Regions from separate parts of the Homo sapiens genome. Here all the other regions are linked to region 2. The links are chromatin contacts, found by Hi-C in ENCODE. All regions are on one chromosome and are shown on one strand. The core of a region is the stretch at or near the end of the contact, and the rest is flanking DNA. Distances in the headings are between cores, read along the strand shown. Region 1 overlaps GPC6 (glypican 6). Region 2 holds the start of MBNL2 (muscleblind like splicing regulator 2). Region 3 overlaps ABCC4 (ATP binding cassette subfamily C member 4 (PEL blood group)).

Region 1 (3,276 bases), core at 600-3,099, 2.9 Mb before region 2:
GAAACTGACACTTTACTCTGACCCAGGTCCCCTTTTCAAGAGTTTCACTTTTACAGTAACACTGAGGTGGTCACATTGACTAAAAATATAGATTCAAAAGTGAGTGGGTCGGAGTATTTTTGTGAGAGGTTTTTCGTCTTTGTTTTTTCACTTTATTAACAGGAAGTGTGATACCCAGTAAAAAAAATCACTGCCCCTTATAAAATGGAATCTAAGTGCAAAGAGTTTCACCTAGTTTTCTCTTTCCTTAAACAGCTTCAGTGCCTCCTTTTCTTAGGGCAGGAGTTTAGCTGAGAGATTTTCTAGGAGAGGAAACAGGGCCACATTGCACACCTGGAGATGGTAAACCTGCCTTCTTCATCCAAGCATGCTTCCTCCCCCTTCCCCTCCGATTTTGTTGGGAGAAAAAATAGGAAAGGGTGATCTTTCCTGCTTCCTGGAGATCGCCTACAAAGCCAACAGTAGAGAAGGATCTGTGGCTGTTGTCTCAAAGGATTCCTCTGCACATTAGACCAGCATTCGGAATATGTGGGACTCGGATCATTTACATGAGAAACTTATTAAAATACTGATTCCCAAGGGCCAACCCAGGGCCACACTAAGTCAGCCAGTGGGGTACAGGGGACAGCAAATCTGTATTTTTAACAAGTTCGCCTGTGATCCTGATAGATACCACCTCACATGCTAAGTGGACTGCTACTGCTTTGAGAACCTACCTTTTCCATCTTTCCATGCCCGATGCCAATGTGTTCAATGCATGTTTCTTGGAAGAATGACTACTCTTAATTAGACATGTAAAATGACTTCGTGGCTCCTACATGGAAGGATTCACCCTAAAGTGAGGTTTCCAGTGGAGAGAGGGAAAAGCCACACGAAGACTTCCTGGGGATGCTGGAACAAAGCTTTGCTTTCTGGCTGTTCTGTCGCTGTCCTGTCGTTGGTCTCACTCATGGCAGCTGCCGTCTGACATCACTGCTCTGTGTTTGTCAGGAGCAGACGTGAAGAGAGACCCCATCCACAGCCAGCAGCATGGCCCTGCCTCCTGCAAGTCTTTCTAGGAAGCAATTGTATATAAATTATAAACAAACAAATAATATTTCTGAACCTTATGTTAGTCACTGCACTGAGTATTTCAGGGAAAGGAAAGGGGGCTCATTCCAGTCTGTTGCTCCACGTCCGCTGGGGAAGTGGGCAGCCTGCTGTGGGAGGAGATGCTGGCTGGGGAGCCCCTGCATCACTATGTGACCTTCGACAGGTCACTGCCCATCACCAAGCCTTCGTTTGCTCATCGTTAAAACCAGGGGTGAACTGCAGAGGCCCTGCAGTCCCTTTGAGCGACAGGACTGTAAGCTTCTGTGTGAGTGTGAAATGTGTTTGCTGTGACCCCTCTGAACATTGACCAATGGGTCCCCATCAACTCTGGAGCTCCTGAGGAAGAACCCCGGGGGGGGCTGAAATGGAGTTGGTGAGATACTTCCCACTGACACTGGAGTTCTCAGCTTTATTTCCCTTTTGAAAGAGCTGGTTAGTATCTTTTAGAGTAAGATTTGTATTTCTTTCTTGCCCAAAATGGAGCCAGAGAGGGACAAAATAAAGAAACTAAAATGTCCTCAAGAATATCCAAAAAGAACAGAAGTGCAGGAAAATGATGCTTAAAATTTAAGCTCCTGAAAACATTTGGCAAAACGCTGGGTTCTCCCTGCATGTTCAACGTTAGGAATTTTCACATGAGTTCACAGTGTTCCCAGGGCCCACCGCACCCTGGGCCCCTCACATCTTCCACCTCGAAGGATGTCGTTCCCAGCAGCAGATCTGTGCCTCGCAGTACCGTCTGCAGCTGCCATTTGCTTAGTCTGGGAGATGTCCAATTCCTCCCTCAGAAGAGAATCACGCTTTCATTTTCCCTTTGAGGTAGCATGTCCCAAATTACACAGCCAAGGTCTTCATCCCAGGGGGGAGGTTTATTCTCCACAGGATCTGCAGACAGTGAGAAAATGCATCTGATCTTGAAAACTGTGGTTGAACAATTGTGTAAATGTAATTGAAATTCATGTTTTTCCAGATGAAAATGGACCTCCATTCACAACATGGGATTGAATGGGTTTAGGAGATTCAGAAAATCTTGGGTTGTCTGATAATTTCCCAATATTGCTTTACTTCTCCTCCTCCTCTTCCTCCTCCTCCTTCCTCCTACTCCTCCTCCTCCTCTTCTCTTACCTTGGTCCTATTTGGGACAAAAAAAAAATCCCTGGGTCAGAAATTTTACCCTTTCCCATAAACATGACTTTTTGAACCTCCCAAGAGGCAGAAACGAAGCCAAATGTGATTACTCAGCCTCTAAAGTTTCATCATGTAGTGATTCATCAAAGGAGCTGAAGGTACTGCGCATTGCTGAACTTGAATATGCCTTCTGAGAGGCTCCTACCATGTTGCTTTCATGAAGAAATAGTGATCCTTGAAAGGGAATTTCACACTGGAACAGAGCAACTGTGCTGCCTGCTTTCTCTGTGTTCCCTCGATCAGGACTGATAACTCCCTGCATAAGTTTAATCCCACCTTTCCTCTTCTTCTCTCTCTCACATTAGCAATTCTTATGGAAACGATGCAACCCTTGCCTATGTTATGCCTGCCTAGTAATAATTTTTAGGATCATTTTCAAAGATCCTGGGGCCAGCAAAATTTTTACCGTTTAAAGTCTGTTTGGCCACTGGCCAAGTGACCTTGGGCGAGTCAGTTAATTTCTCTGAGCCTCTAACTCAGGAACTCTCAGTCTTGACTGTACATGAAAATTACCTGGGAAACATTAAATACTGATGCCTGGGCCTCGTATTTAGAGATGTTGATCTGTTTGGCTTGGGACTGACCCAGCATCTGTATTTGGAAAGCTTCCTAAAGCATGTCCTTGGGGTGCAGCCAAGGTTGCTAGCCACTTCCCCAAGTCCTTGTTTATCAAAATGTGATTCCTAAACTGGCAGCATCAGTATCACCTGTTAAAAAAATGAAGAATCACAGGTCCTACCCCAGGCCTGCAGCATCAGAACCTGCATTTCAACAAGATCCCAGGTGATTCGTAGGTACATCATGCTAAGAGAAGCACAGCTCAAATCCTTGTCTGTTAAAGGTGGATGATAATAGTCAATATGCAATGAGCTCTGTGCTCCATGTTTTTCCCTGTGTAATCTCAAAAAGGTACAGAGGAGAAACTGCATATTCACCTATATATCTCTTGAGACCTTAGCCTATTTCAAAAAGCTCTGGATACGAGATCTAGTGGGT
Region 2 (3,581 bases), core at 1-2,500:
TTATGTTTTTAAGATGCAATGGCAAAATAAAAAGAAAGCATTCCATTGCATTCTGTTGCTTCATTACAGATGCGCTGAACAGTTGCTTATAAAAATCGTGCATTGGGTTCAACCTTTCAGATGAATAAAGGCTTTGTTCTGTCTTGGTCTCATCATGTAATCATCATACTTTTTTTTTCTCAAAATGTGGTATTTAGGGGAGGAAAATGTATGCTTGTTGTGTTTGCTCAATGCCATATGTTTTTGAGTTTTTGTTTTCAAGGCATACAGAAATGCTGTAGACTGGGAAATAAATAAATAAATAAATAAATAAATAACCCTTCCTAAACTTTCTCTTCTTCTGCTTTATCTCAGGAAACTCCAGCACCTCCTAGAACATCTTTTGTGGAATGGCACCTCATGGGGGCCCTTGGATCATGTACCCCTTGTATTCAACAGTAAACATCTTCCTATAATCATTGCTTCATTAACGATAATGTGAGCCAATGCACAGTATTTATCAAATGGCATCTAAGATGGTTAAAGCACACCTAATCCTCTCGTGGGTGCCTGCCAAGAGTAGAAAAGGGTAGTGTATAGATATCAATTTTATTGTCCAGCATTCCCTAATCGAAGTCCCAAGTGGTCTGAAAACTTAGACGAAAGATAAATGGGCCGCAGTAATTAACCACTGCAATAACAGATGTTATACAGGAAACCTGTGTGTGCCAGAGCTATAAGCATGTTTTGATTTTGAATACGCACTTGGGCTAGCACATTCTTCCTCAATAATGGAAATATGTAAATGTTTTGTAAGGTATTAACTGCCATGGCAGACGTTGAATTATTTTTCCTTTAAAAAACATATACATATGCTTTGTCAGATAGTCCAAGGACTTCAGTTTCATGTACAACCTGGATTTCTTTGGAATCTGCGGAGTTTCACATTTTCCCAAGTGTTCACGGTGAAGCTCCTGGCTTCGAGCTGGCTGTCTTCAAGGGTGTTTTCTTGAGCTACCCCTCTCTCTGCTCTGCCAATTATGTGCCACTTTGTCTTGGTGCTATGATTGCTTTCTTCTGAGAGGGAAATTCCTCTTTCATCAGTATGGATGCACTGTTTTTACACACTGCAAGTGCTGTGTTACTGTGTCAGTCATCCTATTAGGGCCAGTTTCAGACGAGTAGGGCTGACGAGCTGGCTGGGGATTGGCTGGCCCCGGCTGGGAGGGATTTGTCGGAAGGAAGGGCTGCAGCTTACAGCAACAGAGTTTAGACTGTCTTTGCTTCATCATCTGAAGGTAAAATTTTCCAGATACGGCAGACGGCTTTCAGAGTACAATAAACAGGGAATGAGAACTATTTACATGGAAGTTTCTTTCTCATGATGCGGTGGAGAAGCCTCGGCCACTTGGTTCTGCCAGATGTTCCTGGGGTTACTGTAAATGGGAAGGACAGGCAGAGCTAAACAAGGTAGGAGAATCGCCCCCCTTTTTTGAATGTTTAAAGAGTTTGCTGCAGTATGCTGCATTCCATGTGTGCTGCTTACGGGAGCCAGGGAAACTGGATTCCACTAATTCAATTGTAATACTTGCGGGGGACCCTGGAGTTTTACGTAACATTTTGATTTGAGAAAAAGAAATGGCAAAGCTTGAATCTATGCCGCCTGTTTGGGGTGAGGCAAGAAATCGAGTTTTTATGCAAAGAATCGATTCATTTATTATATTATTTTTTAAAAACCATTTGAATTCTTTGGAGCAATCTTATTTTCTTGCTGTGAAAAATTGTTATATTGCCATAGCTAGTTCCCAAATAGATAAAGTTTACATGGATCCTATTATTTGAAAACAGACTTGCAATTAAGGATTAAAAAAAAATTCATGGTAAATAATCATCGGTTGAATGTTTGGCCAAACGTATGTGTCTATTTATTAAAAATTAGGGACCTACCTAGCTCTACAATGCTACAGCTTTAATTGAGTTTCAAAAGCACATTTTAAACAACCTAGCAAGAGGTAGCTTTCTGGCAAGTTTTCGATACTGTAGTTCAATGTTTACATTTCTTTTCCTGGCATGTCTGAGCCTTTGTTTCCAGCTTAAAAGTGGAACCATTATATTCAAAAGTAAAGCTGGGTTAATAATGCTTACTGCAATTATCTGATCTTTATGCATTTTTAATGAGAACACACAGCCAGCAGAATAATTTAATGAGGGCAGGCTAGCTTTTAAAGCTGTGTTTTCACTATGCCGAACCATATCAACTTTCTCGCTGAGAAGCAGCAGTGAGAAATGATGGAGAAGATTTATTTTTAACACACTTGGCCCAGGAGAAGGAAAGGATATATTTGCTAAAGAATTCTTTCTGCCCTTTTCCGTTTTAAATTTCTGCCAGGCATGAGGAAACTGTGCTTTTTTGTTAGGCCTCGGAAGCATGTGTTTACAATAAATGTGTAACATTTTTAGAATAGTTAGCAAGCACTGAAGCGAAGAAAAAAATCTGACTTGCCTAACCACCACCACCTTGAATGTTCTACAAGAAACATTACTGTCCCTTTAAAAGACAAAGGTTAAGTGGAAAGCTATTTGTTAATTGGGTAATGTGTGTGTTTTGGGGACAATAAGGTTTTTAAAAAAGGCAGGGGGAACATTCTTATAATCTTTAAATAAGAGGAAGTTTCTTCAGCTATCCTACTTGTTTTGCAAGGAGCAGTAGAACTACTCATTTAAATAAGGGCAATGCCACGTAGATTCTTCTAGACCCACTGTTTTTACTTTCAAGGAGAAGTGCAGGACACTAGCCCAGAACTTCTGACGTCATCCCCCAACTATTTCTGCTGTGTGTTCCTTTATTCGAGCTTGTGGAGAGGAATATTTCTTTATGTCCTGGCCAGGAACATTCTAACTCCCCACTGGCAGGACTTAAGTTATGTCTTTATATTTTCGCCTGTCTTTTGTAAATTGTAAACCTGTCCCCTCATAAATAGGGCATCTTCTTGTACCTGCCACATGTCGGGCCGGTCAGCACAGGTTTTCTGCAGGGCTTCTGGCTGGGCTGGCAAAAAGCAGCAGGGAGCAGGGCAAAGCTTTTTTTCTGGCCTGACTCCCCCTTGGTGCAGCCCAGCGCTGCCACCTGGGTGGATGGTCCCCGGGGCCCTATTCCCAGTTGCTCCAGAGCCACTATTTAGGATCCAGGTTGTGCCACCAAGTTCAAGGCTGGTTGTGATGGTGAGAACAGCTGCTTTCATAGAAAAATCATCATGTCCTAGCACAGATGGCCCCAAGCAGGGGAAGTACAATACTGCAGGCTGCAAATCCATGTCACAGGTGGCAACCTTGGTCACAGAGATCGGGGGAAGGGTAATGTTTACAAAGGAACCTTTTAAAAAAGATTTTGACTGGAGCACATTGGAGTTCTCGGGAGTTCCCAAAGCTAATTTGTGTCTCCTCTCTGACTACTCACGTAGTTTTGAGCAAGTGCCTACCTTGATTTTTCTGTCTTTTAATAGAATTGAATCATACTTGCTACACTTTCCCTCATCATTTAGCATTTTGAGACCTTGACCTTTTACCAAAAAAAAAAAAAAAAAAAAAAAAGTTGTTTGTCT
Region 3 (3,410 bases), core at 430-2,929, 2.0 Mb before region 2:
TCAATCACCTAATTGTTAAAATAGTTTTCTACCTTATAAACACCCCCAACTGAGAGGTGCCTGGCAGAGGGGAAAATGGAATCTGGAGCTAGGCAGGTATGGCTTTGAACTTGAACTGCAAATGTTCAAGTGAGTCATTTTATCTCTCCAACCCTCCACTTTACCAGCCAGAAGCAACATTCAACTCTTGAAACCACAGTCTTGAACAAATCATTCTTAAATTCTAGAGTTTACTAGTAGGTTATCTCCAAACTGACAGATTAGTAGGTAAAGAGCAACAAAGCCTTCCCAAGAAAGCCCTGTGTTGGTCCCAAGGACCTCACTTCTAACCTGTCATAGAGAAATGATGGAAGAAAAGAGCTGAAAGACAAGGCCCAGGTTGCCAAGTGCCACCCTTCCATTGAAAAATGGCGTACCATCTTTCCTATCTCCGGGGCCTGGTCCATCAGCAGTTTCTTGGTTATCAACTGTAACTACCAGTGGGGGAAAACTAGCAAAATTTGCCATCTGTTTCTCAACTCCCTAAAACATGATACACTCCACTCACTGCAACACACTGAAATCACCTTGTATATTCTCCTACTTTGACCCTATATTTCTGCAAAATTTCTCTAAAATGGATCTTCAGGGAAGCAGGGGACAGTGGGGGGACACCAGAGCAGGACAAGCTGAAGTATAGTAATTATTTTAGGGAAATGTTAGCAATTCTGTACAAACTTTGAATAAAATGAAAATTTTACTTTAAAAAAGCGAGGCTAGCAATATCAGAAAAATAAACAAAATGAGGATAGCAATAGCAAAGGCACTGGGAAATCATGGCAAAAGATTAAAACTTTACACAGCTTTGTGTGTGCATATGTGTGAGCGTGTGAGACAGAGAAAAAAAAATAAGACCTGGTAGGATCTGAATAACTAGGAGCTTGCCTTAGCGCATCTTTTCCTATATAGTGTATACTATTCAATAAAAATCTAGCTCATTACTGCTAACTTAATGTCATTTCCGAAAATGCATCATCTCTCATTAACAATAGTCCAGGATGAAGAAACAGCCCATTAAACAAGCAATGATTTCTCTATCCAAATCGCCAGCAAATACTACTCACCTGATTGACAGACTCTGATATTCCAGCCATTGTTCAAGCAAAATTACTCATTCCTCACAAACCTGGCTGGAAGCCTTCTGCATCACACCTGTGACAGTCTGTGGCGGCCTTTTCCAGACAGCATAAAAGAACAGTAGGATGTCCAGGCCACACTGCACAGGGCCTGGGGAGAGCCCTTTAATGCCATTATTCACTGATTTTTATGGCCCAAAGAAGGTAACATAGTATTTATCAGTATTTACCATTTTTTCTATCTTCTAGAACTTATAGCCCTCTATTAAGTATGCTCAGTTTTCATCAACTATCCACCAGGTTTATGAAAACCTCAGTGTACAATCAAACACTTCATCTTTTCTGAAAACAATCACTCTCTTGGTGAAATGATACACAATGAAAAATAAATTTTAAAACAGTTTCCTTTAAATAATAAATTGCACTGTAAATTTATCCATGTAACCAAAAACCACCCGTACCCCAAAATCTACTGAAACAAATTTTCTTTTTTAAAGGGAGTGGAGAAGGAAACCTGTGGTTTGAGAGGGACCCAAGCAGGAAACATCAGCCAAGTGCACGGTGCAGACATCTTCCGGAGTCTGACGCAAACCAATGGGTAATGAGATACTAAAGCACTGTAATCTCTGCCTAGCCGGTTGATGATAGCAAGAAATTCTGGTGATTTTTTTTCTTGAGTGAGATGTAATTTTTTTTCAAAAGTGTTCTTATCTTCTAGAGATAAGTAATAAGGTATTACAGATAAAATACAATTACAGATAAAATACAATTGAGGCCAAGGGTATGCATCAGAAGAATCTGGGTTGGGGGTGGAGCTAGCAGAGGGCCAGGGGAGAGACGGAGTTGAATTGGCTACAAGTTGATCGCACTTGAACTTGAGCAATGGGTACAGGCAGGTTCAAGACACCCTTCTCTCCACTTTTGCAAATTTTTATAATTGTCCATTTTGAAAAAAAGAAAAGTTAAAAGTAAATAAAACTTCACAAAACCAACCAAACCCCCGAAATTCACCCTGTAAACATCATTTTCGCATCAGACGTAAAAGGACAGAGCGTGTGTGTGTTTATTTACTGGGAGGACCGCCTTAAAGTATTAAATAACATTCAAAGGTCTTTAAAAATTAAAAAAAAGTTAATAAACCTTGTTGTTCAAGTGAACACTAGTATTACTGGACATTCGAGTACATGAAATCCAAAAGTCATCACTCACCTTTTTCAGAGCACAAGCCTTTATGACTTTTTCATATCGTTCCTTTTCGTATTTCTTCCCAAATAAAATATTACTCCTCAGAGTTCCCGAGAACACCCAGGGCTGCTGAGACACATAGGCAATTCTTCCATGCACGCTGACCAGCCCGTGACTTGGGGCCAATTCCCCGAGCACGGCACTTAACAGTGATGACTGAAACAGATTGTAAAAAAGCACATGTTCAGTCAACACTCGAGACAAGAATAAGCCACTGCAATGCAGCCTTGCCCAGCCCTGGGAGCTTGAAAAACACCATTCATTCATTTAAAAGAGCACAGGAAGTTGTGATTAAAAATTGGAAATAACATAATGGTCCACATAAACTAGTAGTTTATAAGGAATATTAACAAAATAGAGTGTAACAATCTACTCTGCCCTAATGAGTTTCCCTAAATGAGTTTCATGCCCCTAAATGAAATGGTACACGGAACAAAGATCAACTAAGAATGTTTACAGCAACAGAGTAGCCAAGCATGACATATATAGTTCATATATCCAATACTGAATGCATTGTTCCTGCATGCGGGTATCTTTTTTGACAAAGAACTAATCCTAGAAATGCTGTATGTAAATAACATATCCTGGCCAGGTGCAGTGGCTCACGCCTGTAATCCCAGCACTTTGGGAGGCCGAGGCGGGTGGATGACTTGAGGCCAGGAGTTCGAGACCAGCCTGGCCAACATGGTGAAACCCCATCTCTACTAAAACTACAAACATTAGCCGGGCATGGTGGCACGCCTGTAATCCCAGCTACTTGGGAGGCTGAGGCATGAGAATCACTTGAACCTAGGGAAATGGAGGTTGCAGTGACTCTAGATCACGCCACTGCACTCCAGCCTGGGTGACAGAGCGAGACCATGTCTCAAAAACTAAATATACATACATACGTGAATAAATGAATGAATAAATAAAAATAAATAATAAATCCTGTGCACTAGGAAGGACTTTTATTTTTAAATACCCAAGAATCGTGTCTCTGAAGAGCAAACTTCAATTGTTAAACCACCCTATTTGTTATACACCTACAACTAGATTTATTGCGTTGCT

What was found. Hi-C counts contacts between places; a loop is a spot of excess contacts on that map. Pooled maps may share reads with other maps.
Region 1: a pooled map shows a loop between it and region 2 (2.3-fold over the local background). The contact joins the enhancer-like site here to the promoter of MBNL2 in region 2. A Hi-C loop is called at or near these places in 3 of 50 pooled maps.
Region 3: a loop to region 2 is called in a pooled map, with 24 times the contacts of the local background. The contact joins the enhancer-like site here to the promoter of MBNL2 in region 2. A Hi-C loop is called at or near these places in 6 of 50 pooled maps.

What each region holds. Positions count from the first base shown.
Region 1 is chr13:94,327,587-94,330,862 of GRCh38, forward strand. All of the region lies in intron 6 of GPC6 (glypican 6), which reads left to right. Among named protein-coding and RNA genes, the nearest start is that of GPC6-AS1, 140 kb to the left of the region's middle. Within about 2 kb of position 1,850, at least 9 of the 41 ENCODE cell types and tissues checked have a DNase peak (open chromatin) inside an H3K27ac peak, as active enhancers do.
Region 2 is chr13:97,221,083-97,224,663 of GRCh38, forward strand. MBNL2 (muscleblind like splicing regulator 2) reads left to right here and starts at 1,251. Exons shown (of 9, transcript NM_001382683.1): 1 at 1,251-1,449. RefSeq lists an enhancer at 1,273-1,332.
Region 3 is chr13:95,184,377-95,187,786 of GRCh38, forward strand. It overlaps ABCC4 (ATP binding cassette subfamily C member 4 (PEL blood group)), which reads right to left. Exons shown (of 31, transcript NM_005845.5): 11 at 2,325-2,516. Among named protein-coding and RNA genes, the nearest start is that of SNORD13G, 24 kb to the right of the region's middle. Within about 2 kb of position 1,680, at least 2 of the 41 ENCODE cell types and tissues checked have a DNase peak (open chromatin) inside an H3K27ac peak, as active enhancers do.